2 separate regions of the Homo sapiens genome follow, and region 1 is linked to region 2. A link is a contact called in ENCODE Hi-C or POLR2A ChIA-PET data. All regions are on one chromosome and are shown on one strand. Each heading gives the region's core, a stretch centred on a gene start or an enhancer-like site at or near the end of the contact. The rest is flanking DNA. Distances are from core to core; before and after follow the strand shown. Region 1 overlaps RAB8B (RAB8B, member RAS oncogene family). Region 2 overlaps RAB8B (RAB8B, member RAS oncogene family).

The links. A loop is a pair of places that touch in the nucleus more often than their neighbours do. ChIA-PET counts read pairs that join two places held with the same protein, here RNA polymerase II (POLR2A). Pooled maps may share reads with other maps.
Region 1: a map of endothelial cell of hepatic sinusoid shows a loop between it and region 2 (2.3-fold over the local background). The contact joins two enhancer-like sites. A Hi-C loop is called at or near these places in 13 of 168 maps with a recorded cell type or tissue (B cell, CD14-positive monocyte, CD4-positive, alpha-beta T cell and 8 more) and 4 of 50 pooled maps. POLR2A ChIA-PET finds 5 or more read pairs at or near these places in 14 of 52 experiments (AG04450, B cell, CD8-positive, alpha-beta memory T cell and 11 more).

What each region holds. Positions count from the first base shown.
Region 1 is chr15:63,255,078-63,260,541 of GRCh38, reverse strand. RAB8B (RAB8B, member RAS oncogene family) reads right to left here. Exons shown (of 8, transcript NM_016530.3): 4 at 4,958-5,035; 5 at 3,948-4,037; 6 at 850-915. Among named protein-coding and RNA genes, the nearest start is that of APH1B, 20 kb to the left of the region's middle. Within about 2 kb of position 4,066, at least 2 of the 41 ENCODE cell types and tissues checked have a DNase peak (open chromatin) inside an H3K27ac peak, as active enhancers do.
Region 2 is chr15:63,208,631-63,214,015 of GRCh38, reverse strand. The region is part of intron 1 of RAB8B (RAB8B, member RAS oncogene family); the gene reads right to left. Among named protein-coding and RNA genes, the nearest start is that of RAB8B, 22 kb to the right of the region's middle. RefSeq lists an enhancer at 2,824-3,389. Within about 2 kb of position 1,340, at least 13 of the 41 ENCODE cell types and tissues checked have a DNase peak (open chromatin) inside an H3K27ac peak, as active enhancers do.

The DNA.
Region 1 (5,464 bases), core at 2,817-5,316, 44 kb before region 2:
TGGTTTGGTTTTCCTTAACAGCTAACTTAATGAAAATTTATTAAAGCTACTCCCTGATAAACACTTTCCTATTTCCACTAAATGCCACTGTTACAATTTATTGTGCTTAATCTACCTCAAATGTGTACGCTAAAGGAATGTGTCCAATAAACTAACAGCTTAATTCTCCCTTGAGAGAGTACAGCCTTAAAAGTGATTTAACTCTTCTGCTGCAGGCATACAGGGTGACATGAATGAGCACAGGATACTGGTTGGTCTTCTAGTCCAGGATTTCCAGCTGCCCAAAAAAAGGGCAAAACTGAACTTCCATAATCTATTCTGTGAATCTTAACTGAGCAAGCTAATATAATCCAGGTGGAGGCTAGATGCTAGAAATTCAACAACCAGCGTCTACATAAAAATCAGAAGCAGCTGGGTATGGTGGCTCACGCCTGTAATTCCAGCACTTTGGGAGGCCAAGGAGAGGGGATCACGAGGTCAAGAGATCGAGACCCTCCTGGCCAACATGGTGAAACCCCGTTTCTACTAAAAATACAAAAATTAGCTGGGCGTGGTGATGCACACCTATAGTACCAGCTACTCGGGAGGCTGAGGCAGGAGAATCGCTTGAACCTGGGAGGCAGAGGTTGCAGTGAGCCGAGATCATGCCACTGCATTCCAGCCTGGCGACAGAGTGAGACTCCATCTCAAAAAAAAAAAAATCAGAAGCACAAAAGTGTACAAAGTAGAGTTGGGTCAACAAAAGGCATTCATTAGGTCAGAAAATACCAAAGCTCTGAGAGCTGTTTGAACACAGGCCCCTAAGCACTGGTGCTGCTCCGTAACAGTCACCAAACGTTTCCTTCTTACCTCTTCTACATTTGCACTGGATTTTGCGCTTGTCTCCAAGAATTTAATCCCATAGTCAATTGCTAGCTGAAAAGTAAACAGAAATATTTAAATTTAGCAAAAGATACTTGAACACATAATGCATTTGTATTTCTTAGGTTTTTCAAAGTCTCAAAGGTAGGGTATCTATTTCAGAACTCCTGTGGTTCTCAAATTTCTTTGCTTTCTTCTACTGTATTCAGAATTTAATAATTTAACTTAATCATCGTAAGAAGGATGGCACAACTTCCATTTCAAACATAATTTAAGGCCGGGCATGGTGGCTCACGCACTTTGGGAGGCCGAGGCAGACGGATCACGAGGTCAGGAGATCGAGACCCTCCTTGCTAACATGATGAAACCCCGCCTCTACTAAAAATACAAAAAATTAGCCGGGCGTGGTGGCACCCGCCTGTAGTCCCAGCTACCCGGGAGGCTGAGGCAGGAGAATTGCTTGAACCCAGGAGGCAGAGGTTGGAGTAAGCCGAGATCGCACCACTGCACTCCAGTCCAGGTGACAGAGCGAGACTCTGTCTCAAAATAAATAAATAAATAAAATAATAATAATAATTTAAGTACTTCTCTTTTTTTCTGTTTTTGTACTTTTAGTTCTCTAATATGGGATAAATACCCACCCTCCTAAGGTAGCAGAATAGGGTCTGGAGGCAGGGAACCTAAGGCCAATTCACATTGACTTCCTAGAACTAAATCAAAAGAAAAACCCCAGCCTTCCATGCCCAAGTAACAAAAGTACAGGGGTTACTCCCTTTGCAACCTCCTCCCCTTTTCTGACTCACAGATTAAAAATGGAAAGTACCTCTGATTGGTCCCCTCCCACAACCAATCAGACGTCTGCGCAGGGTATAACTTTGTAACTTCATTTCATCCTTTGATTGGTCACCTTCTGCAACCAATCAAACTGGTCATGGGCCACTACTTCATTTACAGAGTGTAAACCAAGTAACCCATGGGAAATTTCTAGAGGGTATTTAAACCCCAGAAAATTCTGTAACCAGTGCTCAAGCTGCTTGCTCAAGCCCACTCCCACTCTGTGGAGTGTACTTTCATTTCGATAAATTTGTGGTTTTGGCTTCATTCTTTCATTGTTTGTGTGTGTGCATTTTGTCCAATTCTTTGCTCAAAATGCCAAGAATCTGGCTGACTTGTAGTCAAGACCCTCCACTGGTAAAACTACCATTATCTTGGGATTCATTCACTCCTTTTATCTGCTCCCAAAGTTTAATTCTCCAACAGTTACTGTATTGACTTTTAGGCCGGGTGTGGTGGCTCACGCCTGTAATCCCAGCACTTTGGGAGGTCGAGGCAGGCAGATCACCTGAGGTCAGGAGTTAAGAGACCAGCCTGGCCAGCATGGTGAAACCCCGTCTGTACTAAAAATACAAAAATTAGCCTGGTGTGGTGGCAGACGTCTATAATCCCAGCTACTTGGGAGGCTGAGACAGGAGAATCGCTTGAACCAGGGAGCCAGAGGTTGTAGTGAGCCAAAATTGTGCAATTGCACTCCAGCCTGGGTGACAAGAGTGAAACTCCATCTCAAATAAAAAAAAAAAAAACTATACTTACTTTTAATTACTTTTTTTTTTTTTTTGAGACACAGTCTTGCTCTGTTGCCCAGGCTGGAGGAGTACAGTGGCACTATCTCAGCTCACTGCAACCTCCGCCTCCTGGGTTCAAGTGATTCTCCTGCCTCAGCCTCCTGAGTAGCTGGGACTACAGACGCACGCACGCCACCATGCCCGGCTAATTTTTGTATTTTTAGTAGAGACAGTGTTTCACCATGTTGGTCAGGCTGGTCTCGAACTCCTGACCTCGTGATCCACCCACCTCGGCCTCCCAAAGTGCTGGGATGACAGGTATGAGCCACTGCGCCAGGCCTTAATTAATTTTAATAAATGAGTCCAGAATTGAACAAAAACTTAAATACTAAAGTATTCATGCTTTGATTTCTATTGATTGAGACAAATTGCGAACTCTTATATATTCCTCAAAAAGTTCCTAGTTCATTTACAATGCTAAAATTAAGTAAATGTTTTTAGGGGAAAAAAGTTTGCAGCAAAAGTTCACAGTCAGATTGAAAAACAAAATGTGGCTGGGCATGGTGCCTCACACCTGTAATCCCAGCACTTTGGGAGGCCGAGGCAGGTGGATTGCTTGAGGCCGGGAGTTCAAGAGCAGCCTGGCCAGCACGGCAAAACCGCGTCTCTACTAAAAATACAAAAATTAGCCGGGTATATGTGTGTGGTGGCACATGCCTATAATCCCACCTTCTTGGAGGCTGAGGCATGAGAATTGCTTGAAGCCAGGAGGCAGAGGTTGCAGTGAACTGAGATTACGCCACTGCACTCCAGCCTGGGAGACAGAGCAAGACTTTGTCTCAAAAAAAAAAAAAAAGAAAAGAAAATGCATTTTGCATATATAATTTTTTTAAAGGCTAAAGCAAAATTCCAAGACTTAAAAAGTGAAGCTTCTAAGTCAATTTAGAATCTGTCACAGAAGTAAATATGTACACAAAATATTCCTTTGCTTTACAGGACACAAAAGAGAGAAATGCCCATGCCCATAAACAACATATAAATGACATCCATAGCTTGATCAGTTACAAGGAATTTATCCATAAAACCTAACGCTAATGTGTAGTAAAATATTCTTAGGGAAAAAAATGAATTGGAAAATGATTCCTGTTGAAACTTCACCTATCCCTATAACTTCTTTTTCAAAAAGAATGTTTACTTTAACTTCAAAACTGGGCATTTTCACACAGATCTGGAAGAAACAGCCTGAACTCTAAGCTGCAGGAATCTGAGAAAGGACCAATTTGTATCTCCCAGAAAACATTAGCAAATTCTTTAGGAATGAGTCATGACCACACAGTATAGAGAGCTGGATCTCGAATACTAATTCACACCATTCAAGTATGGATTACATCTCTTTGTTGTTGATATCCAATTTAAAGGGATTAAAACACAGATTTTAAAAAAAATCAATAATTAAATAATATGAAGAAAAGAAATGCTTAATGTGAGTAGATTCCAACCTTTATCCATTCCATTCACATTTACCTTCTCCCCTCTTTCTTTTGACACTTGTCTTTTGTCATTCATATCACATTTGTTACCCAGGATCATTCTTTCGACATCGGAAGAGGCATGCTGCAGGGAGAAAATAGCATGCTATAAAAACAGCCTGAGAAAAACCCGTTACTTAATAGACAAATCCAACCTGTCAGAAACACATGAATTTAATAAGACATAATCTTTTACTCACACAAGGCCTAATTCAGAGAAAAGTTTAAAGATGGGAAGAGGGGCAAAGCTACAGTACAAGAGCCCTCACAGAGCCTGTGCAAACCTTCTTCCCGAGGTTTGGAAAGAAGGTGGAACAAACACAAATAAAGCTTATGGTGATCTAATGACAAAATTTCCAAATATTCAGGTCAAAGAAGGACAAAAACTTGGTACTGAGTGAACCAGTGGAGATGGTATTCTAGATTCTGTACTATTTTAAAAAGAAATTCATCTAAGTTTATAGAAACGTGTACAAAATTATTTCAGAGTCAGATTTCTTTCTTAAGTGACAAAGACATTAAAAAAATCTTAATACCAATTATCCTGGAATTAAAACAATCTTCAAATATCTAAGATGGAGAAAATGTCAGAAGGGCAAAAAGTTGCCAAGGTAAAGAGATAATTGTTGCTAGCCAAACAGCATGGTGGGATAGAAGCTGGGAACCAGATGTTTTAATCCTGGCTCTTCTTTTTAAAGGCTGTATGAGCACAGGCAAATCACTTCTTTCTGTTCTCAGTTATTCATGTGTAAAATGTGATCTAGGATTAAATTATTTCCCATATCTGGCCCAAGCTTAAAATCTTGTGACGTTACTTCTCTGTCCCCCTAACCCCCAGTAGTCAGACTGGCAGCACCAGAGATTTATGGAGCTCTTCAGAGAGAGAGGGCCCAACCTGCCCATGCCCTGCTTCTAAGCAGCTCAGCTGCCTTGCAGACAGAGGAGCCTTTTACAAGCACCCAGCAGGACTCTTCTCCAATGTCACCATTCTCTTTCCACACATACCTCTTCAATGTTTCTGATCCAATTTTTAATATTGTCAAAGGATTTTTCATTTGTGATGTCATAGACCAGCATAATGCCCTATAAGGGGGAAAAATATCTTTATTTAGTACTTTATATATTTAAAGTTATAGTATATAATGTCAATGTACTCCTACCCTCCAGAAACCTTTTGTTTGTCCATTTTTTCCCTTTAAAAAGGGTTCATAATAAATTTGAAAAGTACAGAGAAACAAAAATCAATAAATACTTATTCCACTGGTCTCACCATGTAAATAAAAACCCTTTTAACATTTTCACTGTTAACCTTTAATGAATTAGTGATCGTGGTAAAGGTGATACACCCTTTCTACCTGACCTCACATGATAACAATCAGCCCCAATTGGAGCTGAGTGTTAAGTCAAAACAGCGATAACATTGAGAGTAAGAGTTAATCACTTCCACTGTGCACTTGTTTATTCCAAGTAGAAACTATCTTGCTTTCTACTCTTCTACTAAGATTGAGACCA
Region 2 (5,385 bases), core at 91-2,590:
TCCACCTCCCAGGTTCAAGCAATTCTCCTGCCTCAGCCTCCCGAGTAGCTGGGATTACAGACACATGCCACAACGCCCAGCTAATTTTTGTATTTTTATTAGAGTAGGGGTTTCACCATGTTGCCCAGGCTGGTCTCGAACTCCTGACCTCGTGATCTGCCCGCCTCTGCCTCCCAAAGTGCTGGGATTACAGGCGTGAGCCACCGCGCCTGGCCTGGAAACCACTTTTGTTTTGTTCTTGAGAGCAGATATAAGCGATGGAAATAAATGGAAAATGTAGAAAATTATTTGGAAGACAGAATTTACTCATTTTAAGTTTCAACACTCATATAAACAAAAGCAGTTGGAAAGAACTCATGTAGGAATTCCCCATAACCAGAAGGAAGATTGTTTTGTTTTGGGTTTTTTTTTAAGTGTCCATATTACAACTTAAATTTACAACTTAAGCTTTTATCATTATTTTAAAAATGAAAGTGGTATCATCTATAGTCATAAATGCACAGCCTACTGAATTTAAAAGAGGAGCACATTCCAGTTTTAGGCATAAGTACAGTAACTAAATAGACTTGAACAAGAAATTCTTTATCCAGTACAGATTTTCTGAGCATTTGGCACTATACAGAAAACCATGATTTACTAAGCACCAATCAACTGACCTAAGTTACATTATAACAGCACCCCTAGCCTATCCTCTGCTTTGCCCCACGTCCCCCTCCAAACATATCCACCTGAAATAGTACCTAGAAGACATTTGTCCTTATCAGATTTTATTTGAAGGAAGAAGTCAGAAAGGAATTATCTAGTAATAACTTAGTTACAATTTCAGGTACCAGCAGAGAAGCCAAAAAATGAAAATTAATCTGTGTACAAGCTGAAATTGTCCCTAGTTCTGAAAAGAGAATAGTCAGAACCTAGAGAGTTCCTTTTTGATTCCAAAGAGGGAAGGAAGGGAGGAAAGAAGGGAGGAAGAGAGGGAGGGAGGGAAGACTTAGACACTAAAACATGCTTTAGGCCTCTGCCAAAGCCTTATAAAAAACTAAGACAAACCTCATAGTTAACTACTGACAGTGGCATGTGCTTTTAATTCTATTCTGAAAATGTGCATGCAAGCAAGGCAAAATTATATCATGGTTCTCATTTACATTTATCATTGCCTCACTATGGGAATATATAATCACATACGGACATCTGTGGATGATTATATACAAAGACGGGCCTTTCAAGATCAAGTTTAAGAGTTCTAGTGTCTTTCTATTCATACACCAATCATGAAGCAATTCACTAGAGCTGTTTTAGGGAATACGGAAATATTTGGGGAAGTCCAGAGGCTGTCTCCTCATCACGTACAAAAATTTTGTAATAATTTCCTTCACCTCCCCCTCTTCCCACAGTAAAGCTCAGCAGTGACATTTCCTTTCCCCTATCTAGTTATATGAATCACTTTTTACTTTACTACATTTTTAGGGATTCTGTGTTTTTACCTTGAATCAAAAGTGATGCCAAATTATCACTAATACATCTTGACTCTTCTGATCCCCAATCAGAATTTCCCCTCCCCTAATTGAAAGTGACATTTTCTAGTACAAAAATTTTCACGCAAAATGAGGTTAGACTAGAATAAATATGAGTCAGATGAACATGAACTGAAACAGAAAAATGTGCTGGTGCAATCCCTCCCTTAACAACTTTATCTCACAACCCCGGATGTTTAAAAATGATAAACATGGTGACCTATCCAAGAACAACCTGGATATCAAGTTTTCGTTGTTTGTTTTTTGCTGCGAACTAGTTCAGCATGCTCTGCTTGTTATACATCAAGGATGCCTCTACATCAATTCAGGAGGAAAGACTACAACGCACTGTGTAGGAAGATGGGGCTTTTAGGCCAGGCACTGTGGCTCATGACTGTAATCCCAGCGCTTTGGGATGCTGAGGCAGGAGGACTGCTTGAGCCCAGGAGTTCAAGACCAGCCCAGGCAACATAGAGAGACTCCCTCTCTTAAAAAATTAAATAAAATGAGCTGGGCATGGTGGGACACACCTGTAGTCCCAGCTACTTGGGAAGCTGAGGTGGGAGAATCACCTGAGCCTGGGAAGTTGAGGCTGCAGTGAGCCATGATTGCGCCACTGCACTCCAGCCTAAATGACAGAGTGAAATCCTGTCTCTAAAAAAAAGAAAAAAACACAGGGCTCTTCATGTTGTTGAATGATCAACTAGGGGCAACTCCCCTTCAGCCATGACAGTTATGAGATGTCTATCAATATCTATCATGACCAGTCACTAGTTGCAATTGACTAGTGTCAGTCAATATATGACAATACTAAGAAAAATGCGGTGCTTGGCAAAAAAAATCCACCAAAACTATGACTGGATTTAACTGGAAGTTAATTTTGAACTCTACCACACTACCTGTACTTTTAAGAAGATACATTTAAAGAAAGTAAATACTAAACACAGTATCAGGAAGCTTTATAAAGGAAATATCAAACTATGGCTCTCTCTAAAGTCTTGCGTAAACATTCTTTCCTATTCTAATGGCCATCAAAGTTAAGGATATAATAGGGTTAAACCAGAATCTCAATGAGAGAGATGGTGAACACATATAGTCTGGGGTAGAACACAGTTATAATATCACAGTACGTGAGACAATAATCTCCCAACCTCCCAACTCAGAAAGGGACAAGAATTCACTCAATCTGGCTGTAGTTTCAGGAACATCTGTGAAGCATTTCCCAGTATTCTCAGTAATTTCTATACTTCCGATCTACAAAGGATATTCTACTATTTGTTCTCTTGTCAATAAAGAAAAGTTAGGCCAAAAGAGATTTTAACACAAAACACTTAAGCTAATAAAAGCAGAGCTGGTCTTTCACTTTTATTTGGGTTTTTGCAGATAAGACGCACATCTCAAACCAACCATAGGATCCTTCCCCAAATTCTTTCCCTGCTGTTTATCTTTTGATATTGCAAGAGCTCTGATGGGTCCCTTGTGTAGTGGTATCTTTTGGCAAAAGTGGTTTCCTCAGGTTGAGTTGAGCTCTGGCTCTTCAAAGTTAATTAGAACCACACCACACAGTATCTCGAGTATGCTGATAGAAAATGCCTGTGGTGTGATGTTAACGAGAGACAATTAAATTTCTCTTTGTTCTCTTCAGAAGACAATTACATTTCTCATCTTTTATTTGCATACCAGCCACTCAATAAAAACCAGCCTACAGCCTAGTAAAAAAAAGGCCAAGAATGGGCCTTGCCCACAGCTGCAGCTACCACCCACTACTTGCCCACCCCTTTCTCAATAGAAAAGACAGCGGGAGGCCACGGCACATACTTCCTACTCCTTTCAGGGTCTTCCATGTCAGAAACCCTGCCACGTTCCCCACATCCAAATTATCTCAGTGCTTTGGTGTGAAAAAATTGAAAAATGATCCACAGAAGGTTGGGAAGCTGGAGGTGGAAGGTACCTGGACAGCACCAAAGGTTCCCTTGTGCAGACAGCAGGAAGCCTAGCTGTGGCACTACCTATCTCTTACCCAGGTTTGCTTTCACACAATTCAGTCTCAGTAACAAAAGATTTTAGGGGAGAGAGTAGAGGTAGACAAAGCAGGAAGAAAAAAGAAATTCATTGAGGAAACATTTTGTAATCAAGAATGAAAGTAACAGTGCTGTGCACAGCACAAAGATGGCTTTCTCAAAGACACAGAGAAAGCCTCATTGTCTAAATCAGGCCAATGTTCACAGGGCACTGACAGCTCTAGAGAGGGCCAGAGGCAAAGAAACTGTAGCCTCTTACCTGGGGAAAAAGAAGATTTTTAGGGCCTCTTCTGTCAAAATAAAATGAAAATCAATTTTCACAAAAGAAAGCCAATGAAACATGCAACTTCTCCACTTCACCACCACAACTACAGCAGGCCTGAATCCTACTCTGAGATGTCTAGAGTTGCAGTCTAAGATTATTTTATCTTTAAAAGATAAATGGTCATTCTCAGCAAACTAACACAGGAACAGAAAACCAAACACTGCATGTTCTCTCTCATAAGCGGGAGTTCAACAATGAGAACACATGGACACAGGGAGGGGAACATCACACACCGGGGCCTGTTGGGGAGTGGGGGGCAAGGGGAGGCAGAGCATTAGGAGAAATACCTAATGTAGATGACGGGTTGATGGGTACAGCAAACCACCATGGCACATGTATACCTGTGTAACAAACCTGCACATTCTGCACATGTATCCCAGAACTTAAAGTATAATTAAAAAAAAAAAGATAAACGAGCAATCATTCCTAACATGTTTCAGTAAGCAACTATAATTCTAATTTCAGAATCATCAGAAAAAAAGTTCTAAACTGGTACCTTTAAAGGCTCCCTTCCCCAGAAAATGACGGTTTTATTTCATCAAATTATTTCTTTCTTATTTTATTTTATTTTATTTTTTCGCTTTTTGTCTCCCAGGCTGGAGTGCAGTGGTGTGATCTCGGCTCACTGCAACCTCCGCCTCCCGGGTTCAAGCGATTCTCCTGCCTCAGCCTTCCGAGTAGCTGGGATTACAGGTGCCTGCCACTACGCTTGGCTAATTTTTGTATTTTTAGTAGAGACAGGGTTTCACCATGTTGGCCAGTCTGGTCTCAAACTCCTGACTTCAGGTGATCCACCTGCCTCGGCCTCCCAAAGTGCTGGGATTACAAGTGTGAGCCACTGCACCCAGCCTCATCAAAGTATTTCATAATATCATCCTAAAATTTCAGTTCAATGACAATTTTTTCAAGCACCAAATAGGTACAAAGTATGGTATTCGGCAACGCAAAGAACACAAAGACAAAACATGTTTCTGTCCTAAAGGAATTCATCGTGGGTCCCAGCACTTTGGGAGGCCGAGGCAGGTAGATTGCGTGAGCTCAGGAGTTCAAAACCAGCCTGGGCAACATGGCGAAACTCTGTCTCTACTAAAAATACAAAAAATTAGCCGTGTGTGGTGGCGGGCACCTATAATCCCAGCTACTCGGGAGGCTGAGGCAGAATCGCTTGAACCCAGGAGGTGGAGGTTGCAGTGAGCTGAGATTCCATCACTGCAATCCAGCCTGGGCAACAGAGGGAGACTCCCCCTCAAAAAAAAAAAAAAAAATTATCGTGGGAGTGGAGGGTTGGGGAAGCAAAGGAAGACGGTTCTACTTATAGGAACAACATGGTAAGTGCCACATGAAAGATCAAAGTACTACAGAGTACAAAGTCCCACTGAGGAAAGAGCATCTTGGTGGTTGGGTTGGGGGTGAAGAGAGACAATTCTGACATGGCCTCATAAAGAAAGTGACATATGAGGAACATCAGGAAAGACAGATGTCAACAGGCCGAAATGAGGTGTGTTCTTGGAACCTGCCATTCTGGGCA